Regions from separate parts of the Homo sapiens genome. Here region 2 is linked to region 1. A link is a loop called in an ENCODE intact Hi-C map of the cell type or tissue named here. Cell type or tissue: CD14-positive monocyte. All regions are shown on one strand. Links, peaks and the distances in the headings refer to the core of each region. The heading gives the core; the rest is flanking DNA.

Region 1 (16,958 bases), core at 6,448-11,447:
ATCATGAGTTAAATTTTGTATATGATGTAAAAAGGAGATCCAGTTTCAATCTTCTGCATATGGCTACCTAGTTATCCTAGTACCATTTTTTGAATAGGGATTTCTTTCCCCATTGCTTGTTTTTGTCAGTTTTGTCAAATATCAGATAATTGTAGGTGTGTGGCCTTATTTCTGGGATCTCTATCCTGTTCTGTTGGTCTATGTGTCTGTTTTTGTACCAGTACCATGCTCTTTTGGTTACTGTAGCTCTGTAATATAAAGTCGGATAGCGTGATGCCTCCAGCTTTGTTCTGTTTACTTACGATTGCCTTGGCTATCCAGGCTCTTTTTTTGTTCCATATGAATTTCAAAACCATTTTTTCTGTTCTATGAAGAATGTCACTAGTAGTTTAATAGGAATAGCATTGCATCTATAAATTGCCTTGGGCAGTGTGGCCATTTTATTGATATTGATTCTTCCTATACATTAACATGGAATGTTTCTTCATTTGTTGTTCTGTTGTTTTTCCATTTTGTTTGTCATTCCTGATTTCTTTGAGCAGTGTTTTGTAGTTCTCCTTGTAGAGATCTTTCATCTCCCTGGTTAGCTGTTTTCCTAGGTATTTTATACTTTTTGTGGCAATTGTGAATAGCACTGCATTCCTGATTTAGCTCTCACCTTGACTGTTTTTGCTATATATGAATGTTAGTAATTTTTGCACATTAATTTTGTAACCTGAGATTTTGCTGAAGTTGTTTATCAGCTTAAAAAGCTTTTGGGCTGAGATTAAGGGGTTTTTTATGTAAAGGATTGTGTCATCTGCAAACAGGGATAGTCTGACTTCCTGTCTTCCTATTTGAACGCCCTTTATTTCTTTCTCTTGCTCGATTGCTCTGGCCAGGACTTCCAGTACTATTTTGAATAGGAGTGGTGAGAGAGGGCAGCCTTGTCTTGTGCCAGTCTTCAAGGGAAATGTTTCAGGTTTTTGCCCATTCATTATGATGTTGGCTATGGATTTGTCATATAGATGGCTCTTATTATTTTGAGCTATTTTTTTCAATACCTAGTTTATTGAGAATTTTTAACATGAGGGTTTGTAGAATTTTATTGAAAGCCTTTTCTGCATCTATTGAGATAATCATGTAGTTTTTGTCTTTAATACTGTTTAGATGATGAATCACATTTATCAATATACGAATGTTGAACCAACCTTGCATCACGGTAGATAAGCTTTTTGATGTTCTGCTGGATTTGGTTTGCCAGTATTTTGTTTAGGATTTTTGCATCAGTGTTCATCAAGGATATTGGCCTGAAGTTATCTTTTATTGTGTCTCTGCCAGGTTTTGGTATCAGGAGGATGCTGGCCTCATAGAATGAATTAGGAAGGAGTCCCTCCTCCTCAATTTTTTGGAATAGTTTCCTCAGAAATGATACGAGTTCATATTAGTACATCTGGTAGAATTTGACTGTAAACCCTTCTGCTCCTGGGCTTTTGTTGTTGTTGGTAGGCAATTTATCACTGATTCAGTTTTAGAGATCATAATTGGTTTTTTTCAGAAATTCAATTTCTTCCTGGCTCAATATTCGGAGGGTATATGTGTCCAGGAATTCATCCATTTCTTCTAGATTTTCTAGTTTATGTGCACAGAGGTGTTCATAATATTCTCTGATGGTGATTTGTATTTCTGTGGGGGTCAGTGGTAATATCCCCTTTGGCATTTCTAATTGTGTTTATATGGTTCTTCTCTCTCCTTCTTTAGTCTAACTTGTGGTCTATCTATTTTATTAATTTTTTTCAAAGAACCAGCTCCTGGATTTGTTGATCTTTTGAATGGTTCTTCATGTCTCAGTCTTCTTCAGTTCAGCCCTGATTTTGGTTCTTTCTTGTCTTCTGCTAGCTTTGGGATTGGCTTGCTTTTGGTTCTCTAGCTTTTTAGCTGTGATGTTAGGATGTTAAATTGAGATCTATCTAACTTTTTGATGTGGCCTTTTAGTGCTATAAATTTCCCTCTTAACACTGCCTTAACCATGTCCCAGAGATTCTAGTATGTTGTATCTTTGTTCTCATTAGTTTTGAAGAACTTCCTGATTTCTGCCTTAATTTCATTATTTACCCAAAAGTCATTCAGGAGCAGATTATTCAATTTCATGTAATTGTATGGTTTTGAGCTAATTTCTTAGTCTTGGTTTCTAATTTGATTGTGCTGTGGTCTGAGAGAGTGTTATGATTTCAGTTCTTTTGCACTGTCTGAGGAGTATTTTATGTCCAATTATTTGATCAATTTTAGAGTATGTGCCATGTAACAATGAGAAGAATGTATATTCTGGTGTTTTGGGTGGAGAATTTTGTAGATAACTATCAGGTCCACTTGGTCCAGGGCTCAGTTTAGGTCCTGAATATCTTCGTTAATTTTCTGCCTCAATGATCTGTCTAATACTGTCAGTAGGATGTTGAAGTTTCCCACTATTATTGTGTGGGAGTCCAAGTCTCTTCAAAGTTCTCTAAGAATTTACTTCATGAATCTGGGTGCTCCTGTGTTGGGTGCATATATATTTAGGATAGTTAGGTCTTCTTGTTAAATTGAACCCTTTGCCATTATGTAATGCCCTTCTTTTATATTGTTATTTTTGTTGGTTTAAAGTCTGTCTTGTCTGAAATTGTAATTGTAACCCCTGCTTGTTTCTGTTTTCCATTTGATTGATAGATTTTTTTCCATCCCTTTATTTTGAGCCTATGTGTGTCACTGCATGTGATCTGGATCTCTTGAGGACAGTATCCCAAAGACTCTTGGTTCTTTCTCCAGCTTGCCACTCTGTGTCTTTTAATTGGGGCATATGGCCCATTTACATTCAAGGTTATTATTGATATGTGTGGATTTGATCCTGTCATCATGATGTTAGCTGGTTATTATGCAGACTTGTTTGTGTGGTTGCCTTATAGTGTCACTGGTCTATGTACTTCAGTGTGTTATTGTAGTGGCTGGTAATGATCTTTCCTTTCCATATTTATGGCTTCCTTCAGGAATTCTTTTAAGGCAGCGGTTATCTGGTGATAATAAATTCCCTCAGCATTTGCTTGTCTCAAAAGGATCTTATTTCTCCTTCACCTACGAAGCTTAGTTTGGCCAGATATAAAATTCTTTATTGGAATGTTTTTTAACATGTTGAATATCAACCTCTGATTTCTTCCGGCTTGTAGGGTTTCTGCTGAGAGGTCGGCTGTTATTCTGATGGGCTTCTCTTTGTAGGCAACCTGACCTTTCTCTCTAGCTTCCTTTAACAGTTTTTCTTTCATTTTAACCTTAGAGAATCTGATGATTAAGTGTCTTGGGAATCATCTTCTTGTGAAGTTCTTACTAGGGTTCTTTGCAGTTCCTGAATTTGAATGTTGGCCTCTCTAGCTAGGTTGGGGAAGTTCTCATGGATGATATCATGAAATATGTTTTCCAAGTTTTTTGCACTCTCCCCATCTCTTTCTGGGACACCAGCGAGTTGTAGATTTGGTGTCTTTACATGATGCCATATTTCTCAGAGATTTTATTCATTCCTTTTTATTTTTCTCTATTCTTGTCTGTGTCTTATTTCAGAAAGCCAGTCTTCAAGCTCTAAGATTCTATCCTCCCATTGGCCTATTCTGCTATTAATACTTGTGATTGCATTATGAAATTCTTGTAGTGTGTTTTTCAGCTCTATCAAGTTGGTTATGTTCTTTTCTATACTGGCTATTTTGTCTGTCAGCTCCTGCATTATTTTAATTTATTCTTAGCTTTTTTGGATTGGGTTTCAATGTATTCTGGCATCTCAATGATTTTTGTTCCTATCCATGTGCTGAATTCTATTTTTGTCATTTCAGCCATCTAAGCCTGATCCAGAACCCTTGCTGGAGAGTTGGTCATTTGGAGGAAGAAAACACTCGTGACTTTTTGAGTTGTCAGAGTTCTGGTGCTGGTCCTTTCTCATCTTTGTGAGCTGATGTTCCTTCAATCTTTGAAGTTGCTAATCTTTGGGGTTTTTTTTTCTTTTAACTTATTTGATGACCTTGAGGGTTTCATCATGGTATAAGATGGATTCAGCCAACTGGCTTCATTTCTGGAAGGTTTTAGGGGGCCAGTTCTCAACTCCCAATTCCTGTACTGCATGCTCTAACCCTGGGGAACTTGTACTGGGCCCTGACTTTGTTCTCTGGCTCCTCAAGGGTAGGAATTCACTGACTTAGAGTGGCTGAGGGACTCCCTGACCACTGGTCATTACACTCCGATGGGTAGTATCAGCCAAAGCATTTCCTAGTTCAGTGACAGTGGTATCCATCCTCGTTTGCACCAGCAAACCAGACTTGGGCCCCAGAACGTGCCAGCAGCAGCAGCAATGGCAGCATGGTGCAGTGGGGTGCATGCTTGTCAGCTGCAGCAGGGTGCTAGTGGGTGCTGGGGTGCCTGCCTCCATGCTGGCATTCACCACAATGGCAGAGGCAACGCAGCTCAGGAGTAGGGCAGGGGGGCAGGGTTCCCCTGCTGGTGACTGCACACAGTCATGCTGGTGGCGGTGTTGGCACAGGGACAGGGTGCTGGCAGGCGCAGGTCTGTGTGCATTCTCTGTGTGCCACAGGCAGAGGCGGTTGCTCAGAGTGGGTGGGGGAGGGTCCACTGTTCTCTGTGCCTAGTTTCATTCCTACAATAGTGTTGGCACAAGGGTGGGGCACTGGCAAGGGCCTGGCTGGCAGGCTCTTTGCCCACCAAGGCTCTGACTGCAATGGTGGTCAGTGGAGGCAGGACAAGATGTACACATACACACATGTTAGTGGGGCAAGGAAGGCAGAAGCTACCCATCCACACACATGTTGGCAAAGTGATGTGGGGAGTTGCTGTGGGCCTGGGGGAAGCTGCAGTGTGGGGTGGGAATGGATGAACTGGTGCATGGGTTGGTGCATGGGCTGCCCCACTGGAGCTCTTCACCAGTCAGGCATGGTTTGCCAGGGCAAGAGCTGTGATGTGAGCCCCTGGGGCATCCGAGGCTGCCCTGCAAGCAGGCGTGGCCAGACCTGGGCCCCAGAACGGGCCAGCAGACCAAGGGGTGCTTGAGTCACACTAGCCCCATCTGATAGGCAAGACTACCCTGCAGAGTTCACGCCCCACAGCTCCCATAGGGCTAGTCTCCTATGGGAGCAAGTCGAGCCAAGGGGAGTTGGCAATCCCTGAGCATGCTCCACTATAGATGCTCTGGGCTCTACATCAACTGGCTTGTTGCCCCTACCACTTTTCTAAGCAGCTCTCCCTGACAACTTGAGTGTCCATAGTGGTCAAGGGGTCTCCGTCTGCTGGGGTCCCAGAGAGGCCTTGATGAGGGCAAGTTGCTCCTTGCCAGCTCAACTCACCCATTCCTCTGGAGTCATTGGGGATCAGGCATGAGTACTGGTGCATGGTAGCCTCTAGCTCCATGTAGGGTTCCCAGCTTCCTCCCCATTCAGCCCACTTCAGTGTCTTCCCTCTGTCCACTGGTGGTGCCTTCCCTCTGAAGATCTGTTGGAAGTATGCCAGCTGTCTTGGTCCCTTGGTGGCAGATCTTCCACCTGGCTGAGTCCAGTTGGTCATCTTGCCCTAAGGTATTTTTAACTTTTTAACTTGGGTTGCCCTATCAGAAAGGAAAACAGATTGGGATTGTCAGATTCAGCAAATAGAAATATAGGATGCCCAGGTACACCTGAACTTCAGATAAACAATGAATAATTTTAGTATATGTCCCAAATATGGCATGGACATATTTACATTTAGAAAAATATTTCTTGTTTATCTGAAGTTCAAATTTAACTGGGTGTCCTATATTTTATCTGGAAACTATAAAACATGTCCTCCTGATTCTCCCTTTATCTGGTAGCTCCAAGGCACCATGCCACCCCAGTAAGATACCAGAAGTTATAGCCACACTGCAAAGAATCCTGCACTAGGAGTTCTGATCCTCAGATCTAGCACCCAATGTATGATAGGTGTTTAATTTGACCAAAACACTTACCATCCCTGGGACTTCGCCTCTTCATCTGTAAAAATAGAGATAAGAATTTCTTTCCTATCTTAGTAATTATTGTTGTGAAGTCCAAACAAGATAAATAAAATGAAATTGCTTCCCATAATAGAAAGTTGTTATTTGCATATATGTGAATTTAGGAACCTGATGCTCTGCCTTCTTCCTTGCTCTGAAAGCCAGTCCCACAGATGAGCAGATTGCCTGTGAGCATCTGCATCCCTTACCGTTCCTAAATTCACAGTCTCCTAGAACCACTGCTGTGGATTCAGCCCTTCACAGTAAAGACTAAACAACTAGAATGAGAACTTTTGGTCACCAAAGTGATCCCCTGAGTTGATGACCAGGATTTACTTTCAGACCTCTGCCTAAAACATAATAATGTTTTTTCATCAACACTTTAATACATCTGTTTCTCTGGAGATAGAATTCGTGTTTGTGTACCAGTTGTAGAGAAATCACTTTTTAAATTCAGAGAAAAGTCTCAACACACACATACATACACACACAAAAAAAAATGGGGAAAAAAGAGAGGCTCTGAAATGCTGAGATCTGTGATCACAGCCTTTATTAACAATATGCAACCAGTTCCAGAAAAAAAATTCAAATAAGAACTGGAATAATTATCCATACTTGCTAAGTAAACACTCGATGTGGTTGCTATCAAAATGAAAATTTGTCATGTCTAGTTTGACTCTGAGCACCCATAATTAAGTAGGCTTGGCAGCTGTTTTTAATTCACGCACCTAAGGAGGAAAATTATATGCTTTATCCAGTAAGGGGATTGTGATTTTTATTTTAAATTCTGTCTCTAAGGAATTTCTTACCAGAATGTGAAAGAGTTTTCTTTACTTGTTTAAAGCAAACTGCTCTCGTCAGACTTTATAGGAAGTACCACAATGCAATAGGGAATTTTATTATTTCTGTAGTTTACTTAGCATTTCAAGACATTTACCATTTTAATTATTTTCCTCGAATGTACTGTTGTGTGTATCAATGTAGTGTCACTGCTTCCGCTGGACATTTAAGTGGGTTACGGTCAAGTGTTAAATAACTATTTTTTTTGTTTTTACAAAACACCTATTTTACAACTATCTTCTGCTTCCTGCATGACCATTGTATACTATTAGCCATGTGTGTGGTCTATACCTCTACTTGCATATCATGCAAAGAATAAATTCTGTGAAATTAATTTTCCAGGAAAATAGTATTCAAATATATGTTGTCTAGAAGAAGTAACACTTCTTGTTTTAACTGTGACTTTTAATTCTAATTAAGATTTTCCTTCTTAACCTCCTTGTGTTTAATTTAGAACACGGCCTCAAGACCTTAATATTTTATAATAGTGACTTTACAATAACCAGTTACTGCTTTTTTCCTAAGGTACACAGCACTGGAGAGAAGCAGAGCTAAGGAGGTGAAGTGTCTGTCTGTCTTGCTGAAAGCAGCTGGGAGTGGGAAAAAATAGTCTTGTCCACTTTTGGCTATCTCAAGATGAACATGGAGCTCTCCAGCAGAGGAAATGTCTAGGAGGATAAGGTGACATCTATCAAGTGAACCTACTATGCGAACACATCTGCTGATAGGCCTGACCCATTTCTATCATCTGAGAATCTCAAGTAGCTTGTCCACCAGCCACAGGTTGTTAAACATTGATGGTGGATACTGTAGATGACCTTGCACTGTCCTTCAGAGAAACATGAATCTGAATATTCCCCAATTTGGGAATATCTGGAGATTTTTCAGGCTTAGAGAGGTTTTTTTTTTTTTTTAATTTTTTTTTTTTTTTTTGGTTTGCAGGTCTTTTTAAAGTTGACCGTGCATTAGGGCCATAACAAAGCTAAGCTTTAGAACTAAACAGAGACTGATTATATCTAGAGAATTACAACCCATTCTTAGAAGTAAATTCTTTTTTTTTTGTTGTTGTTGTTGTTGTTGTTGTTTTTGAGACGGAGTCTCGCTCTTTCGCCCAGGCTGGAGTGCAGTGGCGCCATCTCGGCTCACTGCAAGCTCCGCCCCCCGGGGTTCACGCCATTCTCCTGCCTCAGCCTCCCGAGTAGCTGGGACTACAGGCGCCCGCCACCGCGCCCGGCTAATTTTTTGTATTTTTAGTAGAGACGGGGTTTCACCGTGTTAGCCAGGATGGTCTCGATCTCCTGACCTCGTGATCCGCCCGCCTCGGCCTCCCAAAGTGCTGGGATTACAGGCGTGAGCCACCGCGCCCGGCCCTTAGAAGTAAATTCTTACTTGCCACTTTCACTTTGCCATACTCCCTTTTATTAGCCTATCACCTACCTTAGTTTAAAAAAAAAATACACATAAGCACACACACATAAACTTTACATTAGTTAGCTCAAGTTTCTTATGCCCACTTTACAGCTAAGGTACATGTATCTCAAAGAGATGGGGTGACTTCCTCAGGGCTCCACAATGAGTAGTACCCAAACTGGGCCTCCCACCCACCTATCCTGATATCTAGCGCAGTTTCTGCTTCACATCAATGTTGCCTCCTTCTTCTTTCTACTATGGATTTGTAGGTTATTGAAAAAAAACTATCTTTGGAGAATAAAAAATCTTTATAAAATCTAAATGCCAACTTACCAGTTTAAAATTCAAATGGAAGTCTTCCCTAAACTATCATGTAACAAGTGTTCATTCATTGAAAACTATTTATTGGAGCCTACTATGTGCCACACATTTTGATAGGAGCTGAGATAAATTGATGGTCAATTATGAAATAAGATATACTTTCCCTCACATTCGTGAAACCTAAAGTCTGTGAAAGGAGACAATTAAGCAAGCACTGGCAAAACTGCATGATAAATGCTCTTATAAGAGAAGCACAGGGCACTACTGAGAGGCTGTAGAAGGTTCTCACATCATCTTCCACCTAAATGACATTTATGGAGCAGTTACTGCATGCCAAGTATTGTCATTGCTTTGCAAGTATCATCTTATTTAATACACATTCAGGCTTATGCACTCCAGTCATGGATTAGAAAACTGAGGAGACGCTTCAGAGATTAACTGACTCTCCCAGTCACAAAGAAAGAAAGGTGGAGCCCAAATTCAACCAGGCACTATAGTTCAAGTCTACACTGACTAACCTTCCACCTAGGTCAATTATAACCTTCTCAGAGAGAAGATTACGATGTTTTTCTTACTAAAGTAACCCAGAGTTCCGTCCAGTGTGGCAGAAAGGAATAGATTATTGGTTGGCTTGAAATGGAATCTATTACCATTTCTAAACAAACAATTTCACAAAACTGAAATAAGTCCCACAAGAAGATTAATGAAATGTGTCCAAGGCACAGAATTACTTTAATTTTCCAGTTGGTTCACCAGCTGAATCTAAGAGTTTGGTTGCTATCTCTGTTGGACTAAAGTAGAGTTTTTATCTTCTATAAATCAATCAGGACAGTGGAAATCACCAAATGACATCATCATAACCACAGAGTACTTAATAGATGCAGCCTTTGTGTCTTGCTACTTAAGAAACAGCTAAGCTTCAACCATCTTAAAACTTCCCTTTTTGCAGACTGGCCCAGCGCCAAACTTGTAATGACACACAGAGTGATACATTTCCTTATTTCTTTCAAGCTTCTCTTGAGTTTCATTTTTCACAATTTTTTTACCATCTGGACACATTCTACAAACTTTCCATTCACCTTGCTTATAATGCTTTTTTATCAAATAAAATCATTTATTCTTTATTCTTTCGTGGCCAATGTTTTTTCTTTCAGACACTAATTAGGAATCTGAAATATTGCTAGCAATTGAGAGTTAAGGATGGCCAAAGTTTTTCAAGAATAACTAGCCCATTTTGTTTGGTTTTGCTTTGCAATTTAGAAAAGGAAATCACGTTGCTTTTGAAAACAAATGTGGTGAAATTGTAAGCCATGCCATTTTTATTCTGGCCTTCAGTTGAAACTCTCTTTGTGGTCAGCAATGCACACAAAGTCCTGTCTAAATCAGCCTCGAGCAATATACATAGAACATACATCTCATTTTCAATAATAAATATGTTGGCAAACTAGGGCTAGTGGAAATAAAATGACTGTGAAGTAGAATATATTATTTAACTAAATTTATTCAGCACGTGCTTTTGCTTTTTGTATTCTGTTTTTCTCACATATGCCCCAAATCAGAAATTTCTTCCTTTTATGCCTATCTTACCTGTATATTAAAGACATACTTAATTTTCATGAAATTTTTTTTAATGTTTGTTATCTCATATGTTGTTAGGGTAACTGGCAATAAGCCTATCTTCCCAATTATGATGAATATTTGAAGTGACTCTGTAAGTAATTTACAAGTAAAGATTTTTATCTAAAAAAAAGTTATCCACTTCATTTCCTTTTTATCAGTTCTCTGAATGTCTTTTTCCCCCCAAATATTTACACTTTTTTGGGTTTTTTTCAAGGTTTATACTCCTATGGACTTTTTAGAAATAAATATTCTATAAACTCTGAAAGTTTCAAAAGAGGGCTAAAATGTATTTTTATAATCAAAACAGTGCTGAATAGGGTATATCACTTCCAAGCAACTATAATAAAATACAGCTTTTTTGGTTCTATAAGGGAATTGTTGAAATAATATCTTAACGTCATCTACTTTGTCTTTTGAAGAGAGATGAGGAAACTCTGGAAAAAGCAGCTTGCCCCTAGTATGTCAGGTCTACAAGAGAGGGGAGACATTGGATGGAGTGTCCTATGTGGCAGGGAGACCTCCACTCAGCAGGACACGGTGAGAGTTTCTTAAGTGAGTACAATATAAAAATATAATTTGGCAGAGCAAGAGAAATATAAGAAATCAAGCGGAATAATAATAAAGAAAATGATTACCATTCTTTAGGGTGTGCTTATCATATGATTATGTGTCAGACATTCCTCTCAAATGTTGCCATGTTTTAACTCACTTTACCACCATAACAGACCTGGGAAGATCAGAAAACCCATTGGTTTAAGCTACAAATAGAGAAGATGTTGAAACACAGAGAAGGCGTAAGAACTAAAGGGAGACACAACCAAGAAGAAGCAAAGATGGAAGACCATGCAAGAGTGGACTGAGCACAGAGTGGGAGGGTGAGAGCAAGGTTCTTGGTGTCAGGGAATGACTGAAAAGAATAAAGCCAAAGAACTCGTACTCAAGGAGACGGAAGCCTCAAGAGGGCCGAAGCAATGGAAGCTTGACTTAGGGTGGGGGTGTCCTTCAACTTTGTGGAATTATGCTACAAGGCTGTATTTGCCAATTTTCACACTGCTATAAAGAACTATCTGAAGCTGGGTAATTTATAAAGAAAAGAGGTTTAAGTGACTCACAGCTCCGCATGGCTGGGGAGGCATCATGAAACTTACAATCATGGCGGAAGGTAAAGGGGAAGCAAGGCACGTCTTATATGGTGGCAGGAGAGAGCAAGAGTGAGGAAGTGCCACACATTAAAACCATCAGCCCTGGTGAGAACTCACTCACTCTCATGAGAACAGCAGGAAGAAAGCTGCCCCCATGATCTGATAACCTCCCGCCAGGTCCCTCCCTCAACACATGGGGATTACAATTCAAGATGAGAATAGGGTGGGGACACAGAGCCAAACTCTATCAAAGGCATTCTGCTGATCCCTACCACCTGCCAGGCCCTGTCCATTGTCTGCAGCATGAGCCATAAGTATCAGCCCATCAAAAATGTTCATTCCCACCTCCCAGCTTCATCCTTGTACCTCCACTTCCTGTCCTGAAAGAGTTGGAGTTAAGTGGTGAACTTAATACAATTTGGGGTGAGGGTTGAGGGGGCAGAGTGGGCAGAAGGGGGAAACAAGCAGAAGATTTAAAATGAGAAGGCTGAGGCTTTAGTTCCAGTCCTAAAATCTAGGTGACTTTGGGCAAGTTGTTCCTCCTCTCTCGTCCCTTATTAGTTCCTATTTAAATGTCGGCATTGAAGTTAATCTTCTTGAGGTCTGTTCCAGCTCTAATGGATGTTTTCTAAGGCAGTCTAATACAATAGATACAAGCATGCTTTTCATACGTAAAAGCTACTGTTGATTCATTTGATAATAAAATTCACACATAAAAGCTATTAGTGATTAATTTAATAAAATTCCAGGCTTTAAATCCATACTGGTTTAGCTTGAAGTATGGAGGTGTGAATTTAGGTAGTGTGTCAGGGAGATTACTCATCCCAGACAGGTGGTTTGGGTGTTTCCCAGCAGGGGCAATCAGACCTGTCTGGGTCATTCAGCCACCCACCACATATCTGCAGAGCACAGACTCACGCTTGAGTCAGATGCTCCCAGATCACCATACTCTAACAATTAGCCACACCACAGCCATTTGTCTTAAATTAACTTAGAGCGTGTTAGCTGAAGCCTAATTAAACATTGGCAGTTGCTTAGGAAAAACAATTAAAAAGTCACTCAGCAATACCATCTTGTCATTACAGAAAGCTTTAATAGGCGGGACTTGCAAAATATGGAAAATCTTTCCCTCACATGTGTGTTGGCTTCCGCAATAGCTAATGGACTCATCTAGAATAACACCCTGCCAAGGGTCTTTGATGGGACAGCTGTTCTCACAAGGCAGCTCTCAGGAATATCAGGTGTTCAGGGTTTTTTCTACAGCTGGCAGTAAACAAAAAAAGAAAAGCAAATTTTGTTTTATTCATCACAACAGCTGGAGAATGTATAGAAAATATTCAAACCACAAAATAACAAATGCAATCCAAACATCCCCAATTACTTCTAAATTCTTTCTTCCACTCTACAGGCCTTTCTCTTACTTTGTAGGCATTTGGTGGGGTTTTCCTACCTACCCGTTTCCCAATCTCAGTTATTTCTGACACACTGTTGCTCCCTCAAAATTGAAAATTATCCCCTCCCACTATGCTTTGGTGCTTAAGATTCTGAATATAAAGCAATATGACCAGCACCATCCCTGGGCTTTCCAAAAATGGCCTAGAGAAAAAGGCTTGTCAAATGAATTCTTAGTTTTTCTTGTCAGGCTGTGCTTATGTCTCTCTTGACCTCCTGACCTGTGTAAGTTGTCTAAGGTATTCATTGCTTTGAGCTGTCCCTATAAAAGTATCAACTTGATGCTGGTTCTGTGGTAAATAAGAAATAAGAAAATCAAGTCACTGTCTCCCAAAAAGCAATTCAGTGGCTCAGCTGAATCTCTTCCTCCTGGTGTTTCCATGGAACCGAAGTGGACTGGCTCTGCCAACTTCTTTTGCCTTGATTCCTCACTCTTTCAGCTGATGATAGAATCATTTTTGTCCCCAAAACTCACACAGGCACTAGATTTGGGGTATTGACTATGTTACCAGGGAAAGCCTTCCACTGCCATGTAGTGGGGAGTTTCCTCAGAAAGTATATGAAGGCCAAAGAAAGTAGGGAGGGTCCCTGCAAATCCGCAGCAAGCCTTGCCTAAACAAAGGGAAAAGGAGGGTGCTTGGGGGTCGGGGGGCAGGTAGAGGAGGCCTCAGATACGATTTGATATCCTGTAATCCACGGTAGGTGGCCTCTGAACTCTGCCCTGAAAAATCTGTCATGTTGAGACAGAAAGACACCCTGAGGATGAGCACATGTAGATCTCTGATCTCTAAGTCTCTTGCTGGACGCATCCAAGACAATGTGGAATAAAGTAGCAGTTCAGGAAGTGTGTTTCCATGCACTAGTGAAAGGTGAAAATATGAAATAAACTACCCTGGGTTGGTCTTTCATGCCTACTTTTGTATTTTTTTATTTACTTTTGTCATGTTTTTTGATATATAATTGTTTGAAATTTGTATCCATGCAATGTTCCAGCACTGGGAATTATGAGAATGGTTCTGGACCCTACAAAATCAATTGACATGATTTTTCACTTAGAGCAAGACCACATCTTCTGGGCAGGCCCAGTGGCTCATGCTTGTAATCCCAGCACTTGAGACTAAGACGGGAGGATCACATCAGTCCAGGAGTTCAAGACCAGCAGGGTAACAGAGGGAGAACACCCACTCTCTAAAAAAGACTTTTAAACATTAGCTGGGCATACTGGTGCATGCCTCTAGTCCCAGCTCCTCAGGAGGCTGTGGTGGGAGGATAGCTTGGGCCTGGGTGGTTGAGGCTGCAATGAGCCATGATCGTGCCACTGCACTCCAGTCTGAGCAACAGAGTGAGCCTCTGTCTCAAAAAAAATAAAATAAAATAAAGACAACATCTGATTTTGTTCAGTTCACTTTCACCCTACACTGAGTAAATCTCCAGAAAGAAATCTAAGGACTACGTAATCAGTCAATCCACTCAACCCACAACGCTACTGGAGTACACTCATTAAGCCTCAAGAGACCTGTAAAGAAAAGGTCATCCAAAATGGAGCAAATAACCAACCAGCATGCAGGTATTACTGATAGCTAGTACACGCCAAGTCATTGGGGGACTCTGAACTTTCTCTACACATAGTTTTTAAAAGAAAAGATAGTAAAATATCTCCTTCCTTCATAATGCCAACACACACTAGTATGACAATTTGTTACAGTATCATTCCTATGAGGTAGGGGAAAAGAATGATGACACTCATAAATCTATTGGTTTAGATACAAAATAAATTTTCAATCCATGAGTGTGTTCACTGAGAATATATAAAATAAAATAAAATTTGACTTTCAATTTCTTAACTCACAGTCCTATAGCCAAATAAACTGGACCATCCACATCTACTAAAATCAAATTGGCCGCTACTCCAGATTATTGGCTCTGTGGTAGCCAGCCTGCAACATGGCCCCACTCATTCTTACATCCTGGGATTCATGGACTTGTGCATTTCTCCTCCCACTTTTTACCATGGTTGATCTATGTCACCAATAATAGATGGAAAAAATGATGGTGTATTACTTCCGAAGATAAGTTATGAAAGACCTGTGACTTCTGCCTCATGCCTTTTCTCTTGGATTGCTTATGCTGGGAGACACTAGCTACCATGCTGTGAGGACGCTTAAATTTCTTTATGGAGAGGCCTGTGTGTGAAGAGCAACTGAGGCTAGGAGCCAGTGAGGAGTTGAAGAGTCCAAGTCCAATGGCTGCATGAGTGAGCTTGGAAGTAGATCCTCTAGCCCAGTCAAGCCTTGAGTGCAGTCTTGCCCAATATCTCAATCACGACCTCATGAGAGACCTTGAACCATAAACACCCAACTGAGCTGCTCCATAGTGCCTGACTCAGAAACTATAAGATAAATATGTATTGTTTTCAGCCATTACATTTTGGGGAAATTTGTTATCTGGCGGTAGATAAACTAATACCCTCTCTTTCCTGATCTTAAATTATTTTAAGTTCATGCTGTATCATTGATTTCCTTAAATCTACATACCCCAAAGTAACTGTTTTTGTCTTCTAAAAGTGCAAGGCCAGAAATTTTTTTAACCAACTCAAATAACACGTAAGATTTTATTCCAAGAATATATGCTGGAAAAGACTTCACAGTCCTGTTAGCTATAGAGATTGGTTCACAAGGCTTTTCTTTAAGGATTGGGTCATACACAGACACACAAACATATACACATGACCACAATTCATTAATTTGTTGATACAAATCTTATCAAAATGCTAAACTGGAATTGAGACAAAAATAAATGACAGTGGAAGTCATTTTAAATGTATCATCTGCTAAAATGAATTCATCTCAATAAATTCCTCTTAATGCTTTAATTATTTAAAGTAGAAAAACCTCTACACCTGCCCCTCCAGAGAGTGTTAGAACCTAAAAAATTAAGTGCCTGAACCATCCTTCAGTGCCACTTTTCTCTTTATATGAGAGGCAAACACTGAGCATGACTCATTTGCCCTCATGTCTCCCTGGTAAATCCTCATTGTGGCTAAATAAACTGACAGTACGAGTTTTGTGGTTTCAAATCTGCTCCTCAATTTTGCAATATATTCCTAACATGCAGACAATGCCAAGTTCTGCCTGACTTCAGCTATCCCACAGAAGAAGCATGGCCCTGGGCCTCAAATATTTAATTCCCTGAGCTGTGTGTTAGCTTGAAATCCTCTACTCAACCGAATCCAATTTACCTCCTCTTCTGTCAAAGCAGCTTTTAGGCAGAGGTCGATGACTTGAGAAGTCACCTAGTGAAATCTTTTTCAATTCTATGCTATTTACTGAAAAGAAAATTGGGTATACTTAACTCATTGCAAAGTTCCCTGTAACTTTGTGAAATAATTCTCTAATGAAAATAAATGGCTGTATCACTGAGGAGAAGAAGATAAGAAAAGAAAAACTTATTTCCATGCTTTTTTTGTTGTTGTTGATTAAAAATGTCAGTAACCATAAGTATGTGAGCTAATGCATGTGTTAATTAGCTTTATTTAGCCATTCCACAATGTATACATAGTTCAAAACATCATGTTGTACACCACAAATAAACCAATTTTTATTTGTCAATTTAAAAAATTAAAAATTGGCCAGGCACAGTGGCTCATGCCTATAATCCCAGCACTTTGGAAGGCCAAGGTAGGTGGATCACCTGAGGTCAGGAGCTCGAGACCAACCTGGACAACATAGTGAGACCTCAACTCTACACAAAATTAAAATTAGCAGAGCATGGTGGTGCATGCCTGCAGTTCTAGCTACTTGGGAGGCTGAGGCGGGAGGATCACTTGAGCCCAGGAGATCGAGTCTGCAGTGAGTTGTGATTGTACCATTGCACTCCAGCCTGGATGACAGAGGGAGACCCTGCCTCAAAAATAAAAATAAAATTAAAAAGAAAATGATACCAGTAACTATAATCGTTTAGGTAATTTGTGTTCCATAAGAGTTCTTTACTCACAATTTATTCTTCACAAATGAACCAGTCAATGATGAAGGAAGAGAGGATGACCACATATCTGAGCTGAACCATTAGCATCTAGGACAAAAGATTACATGTCCAATATGCATTAATGATTTCCATATGCAGTGCCTGAAATACTGTGACCAAAGAAAGAAAAAATGCTG
Region 2 (16,958 bases), core at 4,666-9,665, 73 kb before region 1:
GGCAATGCAGGCTCTTTTTTGGTTCCATATGAACTTTAAAGTAGTTTTTTCCAATTCTGTGAAGAAAGTCATTGGTAGCTTGATGGGGATGGCATTGAATCTATAAATTACCTTGGGCAGTATGGCCATTTTCACAATATTGATTCTTCCTACCCATGAGCATGGAATGTTCTTCCATTTGTTTGTATCCTCTTTTATTTCGTTGAGCAGTTGTTTGTAGTTCTCCTTTACGAGGTCCTTCATGTCCCTTGTAAGTTGGATTCCTAGGTATTTTATTCTCTTTGAAGCAATTGTGAATGGGAGTTCACTCATGATTTGGCTGTTTGTCTGTTATTGATGTATAAGAATGCTTGTGATTTTTGTACATTGTTTTTGTATCCTGAGACTTTGCTGAAGTTGCTTATCAGCTTAAGGAGATTTTGGGCTGAGACAATGGGGTTTTCTAGATATATAATCATGTCATCTGCAAACAGGGACAATTTGACTTCCTCTTTTCCTAATTGAATACCCTTTATTTCCCTCTCCTGCCTAATTGTCCTGGCCAGAACTTCCAACACTATGTTAAATAGGAGTGGTGAGCCAGGGCATCCCTGTCTTGTGCCACTTTTCAAAGGGAATGCTTCCAGTTTTTGCCCATTCAGTATGATATTGGCTGTGGGTTTGTCATAGATAGCTCTTATTATTTTGAGATACATCCCATCAATACCTAATTTATTGAGAGTTTTTAGCATGAAGGTTGTTGAATTTTGTCAAAGGCCTTTTCTGCATCTATTGAGATAATCATGTGGTTTTTGTCTTTGGTTCTGTTTATATGCTGGATTACATTTATTGATTTGTGTATATTGAACCAACCTTGCATCCCAGGGATGAAGCCCACTTGATCATGGTGGATAAGCTTTTTGATGTGCTGCTGGATTCGTTTTGCCAGTATTTTATTGAGGATTTTTGCATCAATGTTCATCAAGGATATTGGTCTGAAATTCTCTTTTTTGGTTGTGTCTCTGCCCCGCTTTGGTAACAGGATGATGCTGGCCTCATAAAAAGAGTTAGGGAGGATTCCCTCTTTTTCTATTGATTGGAATAGTTTCAGAAGCAGTGGTACCAGTTCCTTCTTGTAACTCTGGTAGAATTCGGCTGTGAATCCATCTGGTCCTGGACTCTTTTTGATTGGTAAGCTATTGATTATTGCCACAATTTCAGAGCCTGATATTGGTCTATTCAGAGATTCAACTTCTTCCTGGTTTAGTCTTGGGAGGGTATACGTGTCGAGGAATTTATCCATTTCTTCTAGATTTTCTGGTTTATTTGCGTAGAGGTGTTTGTAGTATTCTCTGATGGTAGTTTGTATTTGTGTGGGATCGGTGGTGATATCCCCTTTATCATTTTTTATTCTGTCTATTTGATTCTTCTCTCTTTTCTTCTTTATTAGTCTTGCTAGTGTTCTATCAATTTTGTTGATCCTTTCAAAAAACCAGCTCCTGGATTCATTAATTTTTTGAAGGGTTTTTTGTGTCTCTATTTCCTTCAGTTCTGCTCTGATTTTAGTTATTTCTTGCCTTCTGATAGTTTTTGAATGTGTTTGCTCTTGCTTTTCTAGTTCTTTTAATTGTGATGTTAGGGTGTCAATTTTGGATCTTTCCTGCTTTCTCTTGTGGGCATTTAGTGCTATAAATTTCCCTCTACACACTGCTTTGAATGCATCCCAGAGATTCTGGTATGTTGTGTCTTTGTTCTCAATGGTTTCAAAGAACATCTTTCTTTCTGCCTTCATTTCATTATGTACCCAGTAGTCATTCAGGAGCAAGTTGTTCAGTTTCCATGTAGTTGAGCAGTTTTGAGTGAGTTTCTTAATCCTGAGTTCTAGTTTGATTGCACTGTGGTCTGAGAGATAGTTTGTTATCATTTCTGTTCTTTTACATTTGCTGAGGAGAGCTTTACTTCCCAGTATGTGGTCAGTTTTGGAATAGGTGTGGTGTGGTGCTGAAAGAAATGTATATTCTGTTGATTTGGGGTGGCGAGTTCTGTAGATGTCTATTAGGTCCGCTTGGTGCAGAGCTGAGTTCATTTCCTGGGTATCCTTGTTAACTTTCTGTCTTGTTGATCTGTCTGATGTTGACAGTGGGGTGTTAAAGTCTCCCATTATTATTGTGTGGGAGTCTCAGTCTCTTTGTAGGTCACTCAGGACTTGCTTTATGAATCTGGGTGCTCCTGTATTGGGTGCATATATATTTAGGATAGTTAGCTCTTCTTGTTGAATTGATCCCTTTACCATTATGTAATAGCCTTCTTTGTCTTTTGATCTTTGTTGGTTTAAAGTCTGTTTTATGAGAGACTAGGATTGCAACCCCTGCCTTTTTTTGTTTTCCATTTGCTTGTTAGATCTTCCTCCGTCCTTTTATTTTGAGCCTATGTGTGTCTCTGCACATGAGATGGGTTTCCTGAATACAGCACACTGATGGGTCTTGACTCTTTATCCAATTTGCCAGTCTTTGTCTTTTAATTGGAGCATTTAATCCATTTACATTTAAAGTTAATATTGTTATGTTCTAAATTGATCCTGTCATTATGATGTTAGCTGGCTATTTTGCTCGTTAGTTGATGCAGTTTCTTCCTAGCCTCGATGGTCTTTACAATTTGGCATGATTTTGCAGTGGCTGGTACCAGTTGTTCCTTTCCATGTTTAGTGCTTCCTTCAGGAGCTCTTTTAGGGCAGGCCTGGTGGTGACAAAATCTCCAGCATTTGCTTGTCTGTAAAGTATTTTATTTCTCCTTCACTTATGAAGCTTAGTTTGGCTGGATATGAAATCCTGAGTTGAAAATTCTTTTCTTTAAGAATGTTGAATATTGGCCCCCACTCTCTTCTGGCTTATAAAGTTTCTGCCGAGAGATCCGCTGTTAGTCTGATGGGCTTCTCGTTGTTGGTAACTCGACCTTTCTCTCTGGCTGCCCTTAACATTTTTTCCTCCATTTCAACTTTGGTGAATCTGACAATTATGTGTCTTGGAGTTGCTCTTCTCGAGGAGTATCTTTGTGGCGTTCTCTGTATTTCCTGAATCTGAATGTTGGCCTGCCTTGCTAGATTGGGGAAGTTATCCTGGATAATATCCTGCAGAGTGTTTTCCAACTTGGTTCCATTCTCCCCGTCACTTTCAGGTACACCAATCAGACGTAGATTTGGTCTTTCCACATAGTCCCATATTTCTTGGAGGCTTTGTTCATTTCTTTTTATTCTTTTTTCTCTAAACTTCTCTTCTCACTTCATTTCATTCATTTCATCTTCCATCACTGATACCCTTTCTTCCAGTTGATCGCGTCGGCTCTTGAGGCTTCTGCATTCCTCACGTAGTTCTCGAGCCTTGGTATTCAGCTCCATCAGCTCCTTTAAGCACTTCTCTGTATTGCTTATTCTAGTTATACATTCGTCTAAATTTTTTTCAAAGTTTTTAACTTCTTTGCCTTTGGTTTAAATTTCCTCCTGTAGCTTGGAGTAGTTTGGTCACCTGAAGCCTTCTTCTCTCAACTCTTCAAAGTCATTCTCTGTCCAGCTTTGTTCCGTTGCTGGTGAGGAACTGTATTCCTTTGGAGGAGGAGAGGTGCTCTGCTTTTTAGAGTTTCCTGTTTTTCTGCTGTGTTTTTTCCCCATCTTTGTGGTTTTATCTACTTTTGGTCTTTGATGATGGTGATGTACAGATGGGTTTTTGCTGTGGATGTCCTTTCTGTTTGTTAGTTTTCCTTCTAACAGACAGGACCCTCAGCTGCAGGTCTGTTGGAGTTTGCTAGAGGTCCACTCCAGACCCTGTTTGCCTGGGTATCAGCAGCGGTGGCTTCAGAACAGCGGATTTTCATGAACCGCAAATGCTGCTGTCTGATCGTTCCTCTGGAAGCTTTGTCGCAGAGGAGTACCTGGCTGTGTGAGGTGTCAGTCTGCCCCTACTGGGGGGTGCCTCCCAGTTAGGCTGCTCAGGGGTCAGGGGTCAGGGACCCACTTGAGGAGGCAGTCTGCCTATTCTCAGATCTCCAGCTGCGTGCTGGGAGAACCACTGCTCTCTTCAAAGCTGTCAGACAGGGACATTTAAGTCTGCAGAGGTTACTGCTGTCTTTTTGTTTGTCTGTGCCCTGCCCCCAGAGGTGGAGCCTACAGAGGCAGGCAGGCCTCCTTGAGCTGTGGTGGGCTCCACCAAGTTCGAGCTTCCCGGCTGCTTTGTTTACCTAAGCAAGCCTGGGCAATGGTGGGCGCCCCTCCCCCAGCCTCGCTGCTGCCTTGCAGTTTGATCTCAGACTGCTGTGCTAGCAACCAGCGAGACTCCATGGGCGTAGGACCCTCCGAGCCATGTGCGGGATATAATCTCCTGGTGCGCCGTTTTTTAAGCCCGTTGGAAAAGTGCAGTATTGGGGTGGGAGTGACCCGATTTTCCAGGTGCCGTCTGTCACCCCTTTCTTTGACTAGGAAAAGGAACTCCCTGACCCCTTGTGCTTCCTGAGTGAGGCAATGCCTTTCCCTGCTTCGGCTCGTGCACGGTGCACTGCACCCACTGTCCTGCACCCACTCTCTGGCCCTCCCTAGTGAGATGAACCCGGTACCTCAGATGGAAATGCAGAAGTCACCTGTCTTCTGCGTCGCTCATGCTGGGAGCTGTAGACTGGAGCTTTTCCTATTTGGCCATCTTCCCACTTTACTTTCTACTGGAGGAGTGACATATTTTCTTTATCTAACCCACCATTGATGGACACCTAGGTTGATTCCATGTCTTTGCTATTGTGAATAATGCTACAATGAACATGTGAGTGCGTGTGTCTTTTGGTAGAATGATTTGTTTTCTTTTGATTACATACCCAATAATGGAATTGCTGAGTATGACACTCTTTCTATGTCCATCACAGTGTCAAAATTAATGAGAAAACAGTAAATTCAGGACAAGACAAGGAATCCAACTACTGCCACTATTATTGAAGATTAAAAGCCAAAGCAATTAGAAAGTAGAAATAAAGATATACAATTTGGAAAGGGGAAAATTGACCTATTCCTAGTGCAGTTAGTATAATTACATACCCAGAAAACTCAAAAGAATCAGATAAAAAGTATTTGAATAATAAGAGATTGCATAAGTTTTGAAGCTACAAAATTAATTGTCAACTTCACACACATAAACCACCAGTTGGATGATATATAACGTCTTAAAAAAAAGTAAACATAATTATAATTTTACTTTGATTCTATAATCATAATAGAATCAAAGTAAAATTTTTAGAAATAAGGTTAACAACTCATGTGCAAGATGCATATAAAGAAAACCTTAAATGTTTGCCAAAGCCACAAGAGAAGATTTAAAATTTAATAAATTAAGGTCAAAAATGGTTCAATATCATAAAAATTTTAATTCTCCTTATGTTAACATATAAATGTAGTATAATCCTTATAAACACAATAATGATTTTTAATGTATCTAGAGTTTTTAATATTCATGTAAAAAATAAAAACCTAGGAATAGCCATGAAAACTCTAGAATAACAAACTAGTCATGATACAAATAGCCTTGCCAGATATTAAAATATATGATAAAACCTCAATAAGTAAAATGATATTATACCAGAGCATAAATAGGCAGACCAATGGAACCAACGATAACTTCAGGAAAGGACCCAGATACATACAGAAACTTAGTATATGCTTAAGTGACATTTAAAATCAGTGAGGAAAGTGGGATAATTTAATATAATAGTGCTGAGACAACTAGGTAGCCATCTGGAAAAAAATATGTTAGAACCATACACCACTATTCATGAGAATAATTGCCAGATAGATTGATTAAATTATAAAAAATCAAACCATTGTATATTAAAGAAAGAAATGAAAAAATTTGTCTATAACCTTGAGAGTAAAGGTAGCCTTCCTATGATTCAAAACCTATAAGCCATAAGAAATGGTAGATAAGTTTGACTACATAAAAATTTTTAAAAAGCTGCATTAAAAAATAAGAAAAATCAAAACAAAATTATAAACTGAAAAAAATTCTGAAACTAACAGTTTTAGGAATGGTAAATTGCCTTAAAAATATGCTATATTTCTCATAAGGGAAAAGTTCATTAGAAAAAAAAAACAGATAGAAGATATAAAGAGTTCTCAGAAACAGAAATTGCGAAATGTTCTCTAGCAAAGAAAGCTCAACCTCTACCATTAAAAAATGAAATTAAAGCTCTACTGGTATGTCAAACTTCTAGATATTTTCCAATTTAATGAAAAATGAAATTAAAGTTAAAACTCTACTGGTATTTCAAACTTCTAGACTTTTTCCAATTCAATGGATTAAAACAGTATCTCTTGGCAAGACCATGGGGAAAAGCACTCTCATGTACTTCTATGGGGGTGCCTATTGGCACAGCCCCTATAGACGATAATTTGGCAATATCTCAGAAAACACATTTTTCCTTTTACTCAGTGATATGGTTTGGCTGTGTCCCCACCCAAATCTCATCTTCAATTACAGTTCTCATAATCCCCCTGTGTCGTGGGAGGAACCCGGTGGGTGGTAATTGAATCACAGGGGCCATTACCCTCATGCTGCTGTTCTTGTGACAGTGAGTGAGTTCTCATGAGACCTGATGTTTTTATAAGGGGCTTTTCCCCCTTTTGCTCAGCACTTCTCTTTTCTGCCATCATGTGAAAAAGAATGTGTTTGCTTCCCCTTCTACCATGATTGTAACTTTCCTGAGGCCTTCCTAGCCATGCGGAACTGTGAGTCAATGAAACGTGTTTCTTTATAAATTACCTAGTCTTGGGAAGTTCTTTATAGCAGCATGAGAACAAACTAATACACTCAGCAACTCCACTTCTGAGAATATAACCTAAAGATACCTTTGCATGTTTCTGTAGAGACTTATTCATTGCAGCACTGTTTGTTATAGCCAAAGATTACCCCAAAAAGCCTCTCACATATCTATCCACAGGAGAATAATTAAATATATAGTGGAGTATCTATAAAATTATGAAGATATACAAAAGGAATGAGAAGATTTTGGTATGGAGATGAAAACATCTTTGAAATAGATTGGCGTCAGACAGTGTATAGAAGGACATTTGAGTGGCCACCTATCCTAGTTGCTCAGAGTTAAAACGTTTCCAGAGACAGGGGACTGTAAGCACTAAAACTGGGAAAGTCCTGGGCTAACAGACACTTGGCGGTCCTCCTAAGTCTAGCCCCTTTTTTTTCTGTAAAAGAGGTGGGAATTAGAATATACACTCATATTCATTTCTATATGCATAGAAAACCTCTGGAAGGACACACAAGAAAGAAACAATGATGGTTTCATGTTTTATCTTTGGTGAGGATGGGGAACAGGTAGATGAAGGAGTGAGACTGAAGAAAGTTGTTTCATTCAATGTATATTTTTAAAATTTAGACTGTGTAAATTTAACACCTATTCAAAAATTAAACCAGCAAATAAATATCCAAAAACAAATCATTCAGGAATGAAAAAGTAATCTGTTTTGCGGGAGGGAAATGTTCTTTCCTTAAGTAGAGAGCGAGATATCTAGGTAATTTATACAGTTGAATGGCTTGGAAACTTTCTTGCAAAGAATATTTTTTATAGCCTCTGCCGGCCTTCTTCTGGATCATAAATGTAATGCAGTGTACTGTCCATTGAGAACAAAGACTTACAGGCTGTCTGACCTGGTCAAAGAGAGCATGTCTGAGCAGCCCTTAAATTTCTGAATTGCCCAGTCTCAGCATAGGCTCATAAAGCTACTGTCTGAAAGAAAATAAATTCTGCTTAAAGCAAATCAGCCTGTGAGCCACTGCATCTTTACCTCAATTTGAAAATGCAATCCATATCACAGATTTTATTCTTTTTTTACTCATAAGACTCTGTAAAATATTTTGTAACTTGGAAAAATTCTTTATAAAACTTAGATTTATTTGCAAATTCATATGTTTTTCAAAGTGTTTGTTTTTTTAACTCTGAGCTGTAGAAGGGGAGGGAGATTTATTATTTATCTATATATACACCCAAACATGTATGTGTGTGGGTATATGTAATTTTATACATTTTTATAGCCTTTACCAGCCTTCTTTTGGATTATAAAGGTAATGCAGTGTACTGTCCATTAAGTCCATTTATATATCTATCTATCTATATCTATATCTATATATCTATATATATAGATATAAAATGAATCTCCCTTCCCCCACTCTCTTTATATAGAAGTCCTGCGATTTGCTGTTTGCAAGCCAGAGACCCAGGAGGGCTAGTGGTGAAGTCCCAGTCAAAGTTCAAATATCTGAAAACAAGGAACTCTGGTGGTATAAGTCTGAATCTAAGGGTAGAGGACTAATGTTCCAACTCAGTCAAGGAGAGAGAGAGAAAGAGAATTCCTTTTTGTACCTTTTTGTTGCATTCAGGCCCTGAAGGGATTGGATGATCTCCTACCAAATTGGGGAGGGCCATCTGCTTACTGCCTATTCAGATACTAATCTCATCCAGAAACACCCTCACAGACACACACAGGAATAATGGTTAGTCAAATATCTGGGTACCTCATGATCTAGTTAAGTTGACACATAAAATTAACCATTACGGGGAAGATCAAGGGATGTATGTAAATGGGTAAGATAAAATCCCTGCCTCTAAGGAGAAGCAATAATCATAGATATACAAAAAGAACTATTGCAACAATCATGGACATGGCTAGGCATGGTCCAGTTAAATTGCCCAGGATGGCACAGAATGGGAGATACTAGACTTGAAACTGGATGTCTAGTCTGAGGCAAAGAAAGCTGGAGAAAAGAATACTGGCAATGGTGTTAGTGCAGTATTGCAAATAGCAGCAAATACATGGAACATGCAGCAGCAGGGCCTGCTGAGAGGCAAGTAGAGAAAGTATGGGCAAAGGAATCAAGGAGCAGGCACTATCCAGAGATGAGAAGTAGGTCCCACAAAATCTGTAAGTGGGAATAGGGTCTGAGCAGAAATTCATGTCTAGAAGTCTCTTCCCAGAGTGGGATGGATAGGTGGATGTACAGGTCAAAGCAAGGTGGATGCCAGTTCTAGAAGGATCAATGTGCCAGGCAAATTTTCAGACTGGAACTCAGACACAAGGCCAGACAGAAATTAGGTGTCTCAAAACCTACCTTGCATAATGCACATAAACAACTCAGGGGATTGTAGCCTGAACAACAAGCAAAACTATAAACTTTCTAGAAAATAAATTGGAGGAAATCTTCATGATCCCAAGATTAGCATAAAATCATCAGCTAAGACACAAAAAGTATTAATCATAAAAGAAAAAATAGATAAATTGCATCTTATAGCAACTTAAAAGTTCTGCTCTTGGCGGGACGTGGTGGCTCACACCTGTAATCCCAGCACTTTGGGAGACCAAGAGGAGAGATGACGAGGTCAGGAGTTCGAGACCAGCCTGGCCAACATAGCGAAACTCCATCTCTACTAAAAATTCAAAAAATTAACTGGGCATGGTGGCGGGCACCTGTAATTCCAGCTACTCGGGAGGCTGAGGCAGGAGAATCACTTAAACCCGGGAGGCGGAGGTTGCAGTGAGCCGAGATCACACCATTGCACTCCAGCCTGGGCTACAAGAGTGAAATTCTGTCTCAAAAAAAAAAAAAAAATTCTGCTCTTTAAAAATCACCATTAAGAAAATGAAATTGCAAGCCACAATTTATAATGCATATATATTTAATAAATGACTTGCATTCAGAATGTATAAAGAATGTTTACAAGTCAATGAAAAGACAAGCAACCCAAGAAAAATATGTGCAGCTTGAACAAAACTTCAGGAAATAATATATGCTAATGATCAATAAACAAAAGAAAAGCTGCTCAATATTGTTAGGCATCAAGGAGATGCAAATTAAAAACACAATAAAATATTTACACCCACTAGAAGCATCCTAACATAAGAGAGATGTATATGTGTATATGGGTGTAAGCACTCACGTGTGTGTGTGTTTTAGGAAAATCTAATGATAAAGCGAATTTAAAATTCATGTAGAAGAGTGTCCAAAAGCAGACAAGAAATTTTATTTATTTTTTTTAATTAATATAAAGGGTTTTTATATAGGTAAACTTGTGTCATGGGGGTTTGTACAGATTATTTCATCACTCAGGTATTAAGCCTAGTACCCATTAGTTACTTTTCCTGATGCTCTCCCTCCTCCCACCCTCCACTTTCCCATAGGTCCCAGTACGTGTTGTTCCCCTCCAAGCATCCACATGTTCTCATCATTTCACTTCCACTTATAGGTGAGAGCATGTGGTATTTGATTTTCTGCTCCTGCGTTAGTTTGCTAAGTATAATGGCCTCTAGCACCATCCATGTTCCTGCAAAGGACATGATCTTGTTCTTTTTTATGGCTGCATAGTATTCCATGGTGTATGTGTACCACATTTTCTTTATCCAGTGTACCATTGGATGGGCATTTAGGTTGATTCCATGTCTTTGCTACGGTGAATAGTGCTGCAATGCACATGTTACTTTTTGACTTTTTAGTAATAGCCATTCTGACTGGTATGAGATAGAATCTCTTTGTGGTTTTGATTTGCATTTCTCTAATGATCAGTGATATTGAGCTTTTTTTCATATGATTGTTGGTCACATGTATATCTTCTATTGAAAAGTGTCTGTTTATGTATTTTTCCTACTTTTTAATGGGATTGTTTTTTTTTCTTGTAAATATGTTTAAGTTGCTTGCAGATGCTGGATATTAGACCTTTGTCAGATGCATAGTTTGCAAAAATGTTCTCCCATTCTGTAGATTGTCTGTTCACTCTGTTGATAGCTTCGTTTGTGTGCAGAAGCTCTTTAGTTTAATTAGATCCTATTTGTCAATTTTTACTTTTGTAGCAGTGGTTTTTGGTGTCTTTGCCATAAAAATCCCTGCTTGTTCCTATGTCCCGAATGGTATTTCCTATATTGTCTTCCAGGGTTTTTATAGTTTTGGTTGTTATATTTAAGTTTTTAATCCATCTTGAGTAACTTTTGTGTATGGCATAAGGAAGGGGTCCAGAATCAATCTTCTGCATATGTCTAGCCAGTTATCTCAGCACCATTTATTGAATAAAGAATCATTTCCCCATTGCTTGTTTTTGTCAGGTTTCTCAAAGATCAGATAGTTGTAGGTTTGTGGCCTCCTTTCTGGGTCCTCTATTTTGTTCCATTGGTCTATGTGTCTGTTTTTGTACCAGTACCATGCCCTTTTGGTTACTTTTGCTCTGTAGTATAGTTTGAAGTTGGGTAGAATGATGCCTCCAGCTCTGGTTCTTTTTGTTTAGGATTGCCTTGGCTATTCAGGCTATTTTTTGGTTCCATATGAATTTTAAATTTTAAATTTTAGTTTTTTATAGTTCTAGGAAGAATGTCATTGGTAGTTTATTAGGAATAGCATTGAATCTTTAAATTGCTTTGTGCAGTATGGACATTTTAACAATATTGCTTCTTTCTATCCATGAGCATGGAATGTTTTTCCATTAGTTTGTGTCATCTCTGATTTCTTTGGGCAGTGTTTTGTAGTTCCTCTTGTAGAGATCTTTCACCTTCATGGTTAGCTGCATTCCTAGGTATTTTATCCTTTTTGTGGCAATTATGAATGAGATTGCATTTCTGATTTAGCTCTCGGCTTGACTGTTGTTGGTGTACAGGAATACTAGTAACTTTTGCACATTGATTTTCTATCCTGAGACTTTGCTGAAGTTGTTTATCAGCTTAAGGAGCTTTGGGCTGACACTATGGGATTTTTTAGATAAAGGATTATGTCATCTGCAAAATGGGATAGTTTGACTTTCTCTCTTCCTATTTGGGTGCACTTTACTTCTTTCTCTTGCCTGATTGTCCTAGACAGACTTCCAATACTATGTTGCACAGACATGATGAGAGAGGATATCGTTGTCTTGTGCCGATTTTCAAGGGGAATGTTTCCAGTTTTTGCCCATTCAATATGATGTTGGCTGTGGATTTGTCACAGATGACTCCTATTATTTTGAGGTATGTTCCTTCAATACCTAATTTATTGAGAGCTTTTAGTATGAATGGATGTGAATTTTATCGAAAGCCTTTTCTGCATCTATTGAGATAACCATTTGCTTTTTGTCTTCCGTTCTGTTTATGAGATGAATGAATAACATTTATTGATTTGCGTATGTTAAACCAATTTTGCATCCCATGGGTGAAGCCTACTTTATCGTGGTGGATAAGGTTTTTGATCTGATACTGCATTTGGTTTGCCAGTATTTTGCTGAAGATTTTTGCATCAATATTTAGCAGGATATAGGCTTGAAGCTTTTTGGTTGATGTTGTTTCTTGGCCAGGTTTTGGTATCAGAATGATGCTGGCCTCAAAAAATGAGTTAGGGAGGAGTCCTTCCTCCTCAATTTTTTGGAATAGTTTCAGCAGGAATGGCACCAGCTCATCTTTGTACATCTGGTAGAATTTGGCTGTGAATCTCTCTGGTCCTAGCTTTTTGTTGTTGTTGTTGATAGGCTATTCATCACTGATTCATTTTCAGAGCTCATTATTGGTCTGTTCAGGAATTTAGTTTCTTCCTGGTTCAGTCTTGGGAGGATGTATATGTCCAGGAATGTAACCATTTCTTCTAGATCTTCTAGTTTATGGGCATATAGGTATTCATAATATTCTCTGATGGTTATTTGTAGTTCTGTGAGATCACTGGTAATATCCCCCTTTTCCTTTCTTACTGTGTTTATTTGAATCTTCTCTCTTTTCTTTCAATAAAGATTAACAATCTTTATTAATCTAAAAATATTTATTAAGACTAATAAACATTAGTCCAGACAGAAGTCTACTTTATTAATTAAAAAAATAGCTCCTGGATTCATTGATCTTTTGAATGGTTTTTCCTGTCTCAGTGTCCTTCAGTTCACCTCTGATTTTGGTTACTTCTTGTCTTCTGCTAGCTTTGGGATTGGTGGCTCTTGGTTCTCTAGTTCTTTTAGTTGTGATATTAAGTTGTTATATTGACATCTTTCTAACTTCTTGATGTGGCCATTTAGTGCTATAAATTTCTCTCTTAAAACTGCCTTAGCTGTGTCCCAGAGATTCTGGTACATTGTATCATGGTTCTCATTAGTTTTGAAGAACTTCTTGATTTCTGCCTTAATTTCATTATTTACCCCAAAGTCTTTCAGGAGCAATTATTCACTTTCAAGGTAATTGTATAGTTTTGAGCTAATTTCTTAGTCTTGATTTCTAATTTGTTTGTGCTGTGGTACGAGAGAGTGTTTGTTATGATTTGATTTATTTTGCTTGTTTGAGGAGTATTTTATGTCTGATTATTTAATCAATATTAGAGTATGTGTCACATGACAATGAGAAGAATGTGTATTCTTTTATTTTGGGGTGGAGAGTTTTTAGATACCTATCAGACTCACTTGCTCCAGTGCCGAGTTCAGGTCCTGAATATCTTTGTTAATTTTCTGTCTCAATGATCTGTCTAATATTGTCAGTGGGGTGTTAAAGTCTCCCACTATTATGTGTGGGAATCTTTAAGTCCCTTCAAAGTTCTCTAAGAATTTGCTTTATGAATCTAGGTATTCCTATGTTGGTGCATATCTATTTGGGATAGTTAGATCTTGTTGAATTGAACTCTTTACCATTATGTAATGCTCTTCTTTGTCTTTTATGATCTTTGTTGGTTTAAAACACGTTTTGTTTGAAATTAGGATTGCAATCTCTGCTTTTCTTGTTTTCCATTTGCTTGGTAGATTTTTTTCCATCCCTTTATTTTGAGCTTATGTGAAATGGGTCTCTTGAAGACATCATCATACCAATGGGTCTTGGTTCTTTCTCCAGCTTGCCACTGTGTCTTTTAATTGGGGCATTTATCCCATTTACATTCAAGGTTAGTATTGATATGTGCAGATTTGACCCTGTCATCATGATGCTAGCTGGTTATTATGCAGAATTGTTTATATAGTTGTTTTATAGTGTCCCTGGTCTGTGTACTTCAGTGTATCTTTGTAGTGTCTGGTAACGATCTTTCCTTTCCACATTTAGTGATTCCTTCAGGAGCTCTTGTAAGGCAGGTCTGGTGGTAATTAATTCCCTCAGCATTTAGTTTTCTGAAAAGGATCTTATTTCTCCTTCACTTATGAAGCTTAGTTTGACCAGATATAAAATTCTGGGTTGGAATTTCTTTTCTTTAAGAATGTTGAATATTGACCCCCCAAACTCTTCTCACTTGTAGGGCTTCTGCCGAGAGGTTCACTGTTAGTCTGATGGGCTCCCTTTTGTAGGTGACCTGACTTTTCTCTCTAGCTGCCTCTAACATTTTTTCTTTCATTTTGACCTTGGAGAATCTGATGATTGTGTGTCTTGTGGATAATCTTGTGAAGTATCTTACTGGGATTCTCTGCATTTTCTGAATTTGAATGTTGGCCGCTCTAGCTAGGCTGGGGAAGTTCTCATGGATGATATCCTAAAATATGTTTTCAAAGTTTGTTCCATTTTCCCCATCCCTTTCAGGGACTCAGTCTCCTCACATAATCTCATATTTCTCAGAGGTTTTGTTTGTTCTTCTTCATTTTTTCCTCTACTTTTATCTGTCTTATTTCAGAAAGCCAGTCTTCAAGCTGAGAGTCTTTCCTCTGCTTCCTGTGCTTCATCTATTTTGCTATTAATACTTGTGATTGCATTATGAAATTTCTGTAGTGTGTTTTTCAGCTCTGTCAGGTTGTTTATGTTCTCTTCTATACTGGCTATTTTGTCTGTCAGCTCCTGCATTGTTTTATCATGATTTTTAGCTTTCTTGTATTGAGTTTCAGTGTACTCCCGTAGCTCAATGATCTTTGTTCCTATCCAGATTCTGAATTCTATTTCTGTCATTTCAGCCATCTCAGCCTGGTTTAGAACGCTTGCTGGAGAGCTGGTGCAGTCATTTGGAGGAAAGAAGGCGCTTTGGCTTTTTGAGTTGCCAGTGTTCTTGTGCTGATTCTTTCTCATATTTGTGGGCTTATCCTCCTTTATTCTTTGAGATTGCTGATTTTTGAATTTTTTTTTCTTTTATCTTATTTGATGGCCTTGAGGTTTTGGTTGTGGTGTAAGGTGGATTGAGCCAACTGGCCTCGTTTCCAGAAGACTTTAGAGGGCCAACACTCAGCTCCCAACTCCTGGACTGTGTGCTCTCACTCTGAGGGACTTGTATTGGGCCCTTACTTTGTTCTCTTGCTCCTCGAGGTTAGGGATCCACTGCAAAGGGGAGGCTCCCTGACTGCTAGTCACTACACTTTGATGGGTGGTGTCAGCGAAAGCGTTTCATACTGTGGTGACAGCAGGATTCATCCTCATTCACATGGGCCAGGAGCAGTGGTAGCAGCAGCTGCAGCAGAGTGCTACCAGGTGCCAGAGTGCCTGCCTCCCTGCAGGCCTACACCACAGTGGAGAAAGCAACGCAGCTCGGGGGAGCGGTGAGGGGCCCTTTTGGCAACTGTGTGCCTAGTCATATTGGCAGTGGTGTTGGCTCAGTGGTGGGGTGCTGGCAGGTGTAGGTCTGAGTGCCTTCTCTGTGCCCTACAAGCAGAAGTGGTCGCTTAGGGTGAGGGAAGATCTGTTCTCTGCACAGTGCTAGCACAAGGGCAGGACCTTGGTAGGGGCAGGGCTGGCTGGCTCTGTGACCACCAAGACTTCATCTGCAATGGCGGTTGCCTGGGGAATGGGGGCAGACTAGTAAGGCAAGGAAAGAAAAACCTGCCTGTGCCCACACACACCAGCAGAGTGATGTGGGGAGTTTCCATGGACCCAAGTGAAGCTGCAGTATGGGGAGGGAGTATGTGGGCTGGCCCATGGCCATAGGGGCCAACCCACTAGAGCTCTTTGCCAGTCTGGCATGGTCCACCAGCTCAGAAGCCATGGTGTGGGCCTCCATGGGACCCAAGGCTGCCCTGCAAGAAGATGTGGCCAGGTTGGGACCCCGGGAGAGTCCAGAAGACCAAGGGGTGCTCAGGTCAAACTGGCCCCATCTGATGGGCAAGACACCCTGCAGACTTCAGTACCCACAGTTTCCCTAGGGCTAAAGCCTCCTATGGGAGCAAGTGGAGCCTGGGGAATGGATGTCCCTGGCCATGCTCGACTACAGATGCTCCCGCACCAAATGCTCTGGGCTCAACATCAGCTGGTTTGCTGCCTCACCACTTCTCTAAGCATCTCTCTCTTTGCCAACCTGAGTGTCTGTGGTGACTGAGGGGTCTCCTCCTGCCGGGATTCCAGAGGCCTGTGAGGTGAGCAGGTTGCTCTTTGTCAGCTCAACTCATCCATTTTCCTGGAGCCACTGGGGGCCAGAAACGAGTCTTGTGCATGGTAACCTCGTGCAGGGTTCCTAGGATTCCTCCCCTTCAGCCCAGCTTCTGTGACTTCCCTTCATCCACTCTTGGTGCCTTCCCTCTGAAAATCTGTTGGGAGCACCCCAGTCCTCTTGGTCCCCCGGTGGGAGCTGTTCCACCTGGCTATGTCTAGTCAGCCATCTTTCCCTCACCCCAAGAGATTTTTTAAAAAGAAGAGTTAGAAGGAACTGCCTTACAGATATTAAACTTACCACAAAATGGTATGGCATTGGTATAAGGACAGAAAGATAGAAGAGTAGAATAGCTGAAATATTCCAGAAACACATGTAAGTATATATGTATGGAAACTTAATAATGTGAAAAAGAAAATGCCAATAGGGTAGGAAAATAATATTTTAAATAAATGTTTATTAATTAATTAAAATTTGAATTATTTATTAAAAGGATAATTTAAATAAATGCCTGTAGTAAATTGGCTCTATCCAATTGATAAAAACTTTAAATTCCCTCCTCTATATCATATCATATTTTTAGAAATTCCAAATGGATTAAATATATAAATATAAATAATAATAATTATCTGGCAAAATCAAGGGTAAGATTTGCAAAACCCTGTAGTAAGGAGAACTTTTTTTTTAGCAAAACAGAAA

Evidence for each region. Peaks named below come from ENCODE experiments on the same cell type or tissue, not always from the same donor. Only the 100,000 strongest peaks of a DNase experiment are listed, where the experiment ranks them.
Region 2: a loop joins it to region 1, with 3 times the contacts of the local background. A loop is called at or near these places in 1 of 110 quality-filtered maps.

Annotation. Positions count from the first base shown.
Region 1 is chr5:35,312,391-35,329,348 of GRCh38, reverse strand. No RefSeq gene overlaps it. Among named protein-coding and RNA genes, the nearest start is that of PRLR, 90 kb to the right of the region's middle. RefSeq lists a silencer at 7,456-7,656. In CD14-positive monocyte, for the core only: no CTCF peak of the experiment used is centred there; DNase peaks (open chromatin) are centred at 9,518 and 9,888; H3K4me3 peaks cover 981 bases; H3K27ac peaks cover 2,075 bases.
Region 2 is chr5:35,383,807-35,400,764 of GRCh38, reverse strand. No RefSeq gene overlaps it. Among named protein-coding and RNA genes, the nearest start is that of PRLR, 160 kb to the right of the region's middle. In CD14-positive monocyte, for the core only: no CTCF peak of the experiment used is centred there; a DNase peak (open chromatin) is centred at 6,644; H3K27ac peaks cover 1,910 bases.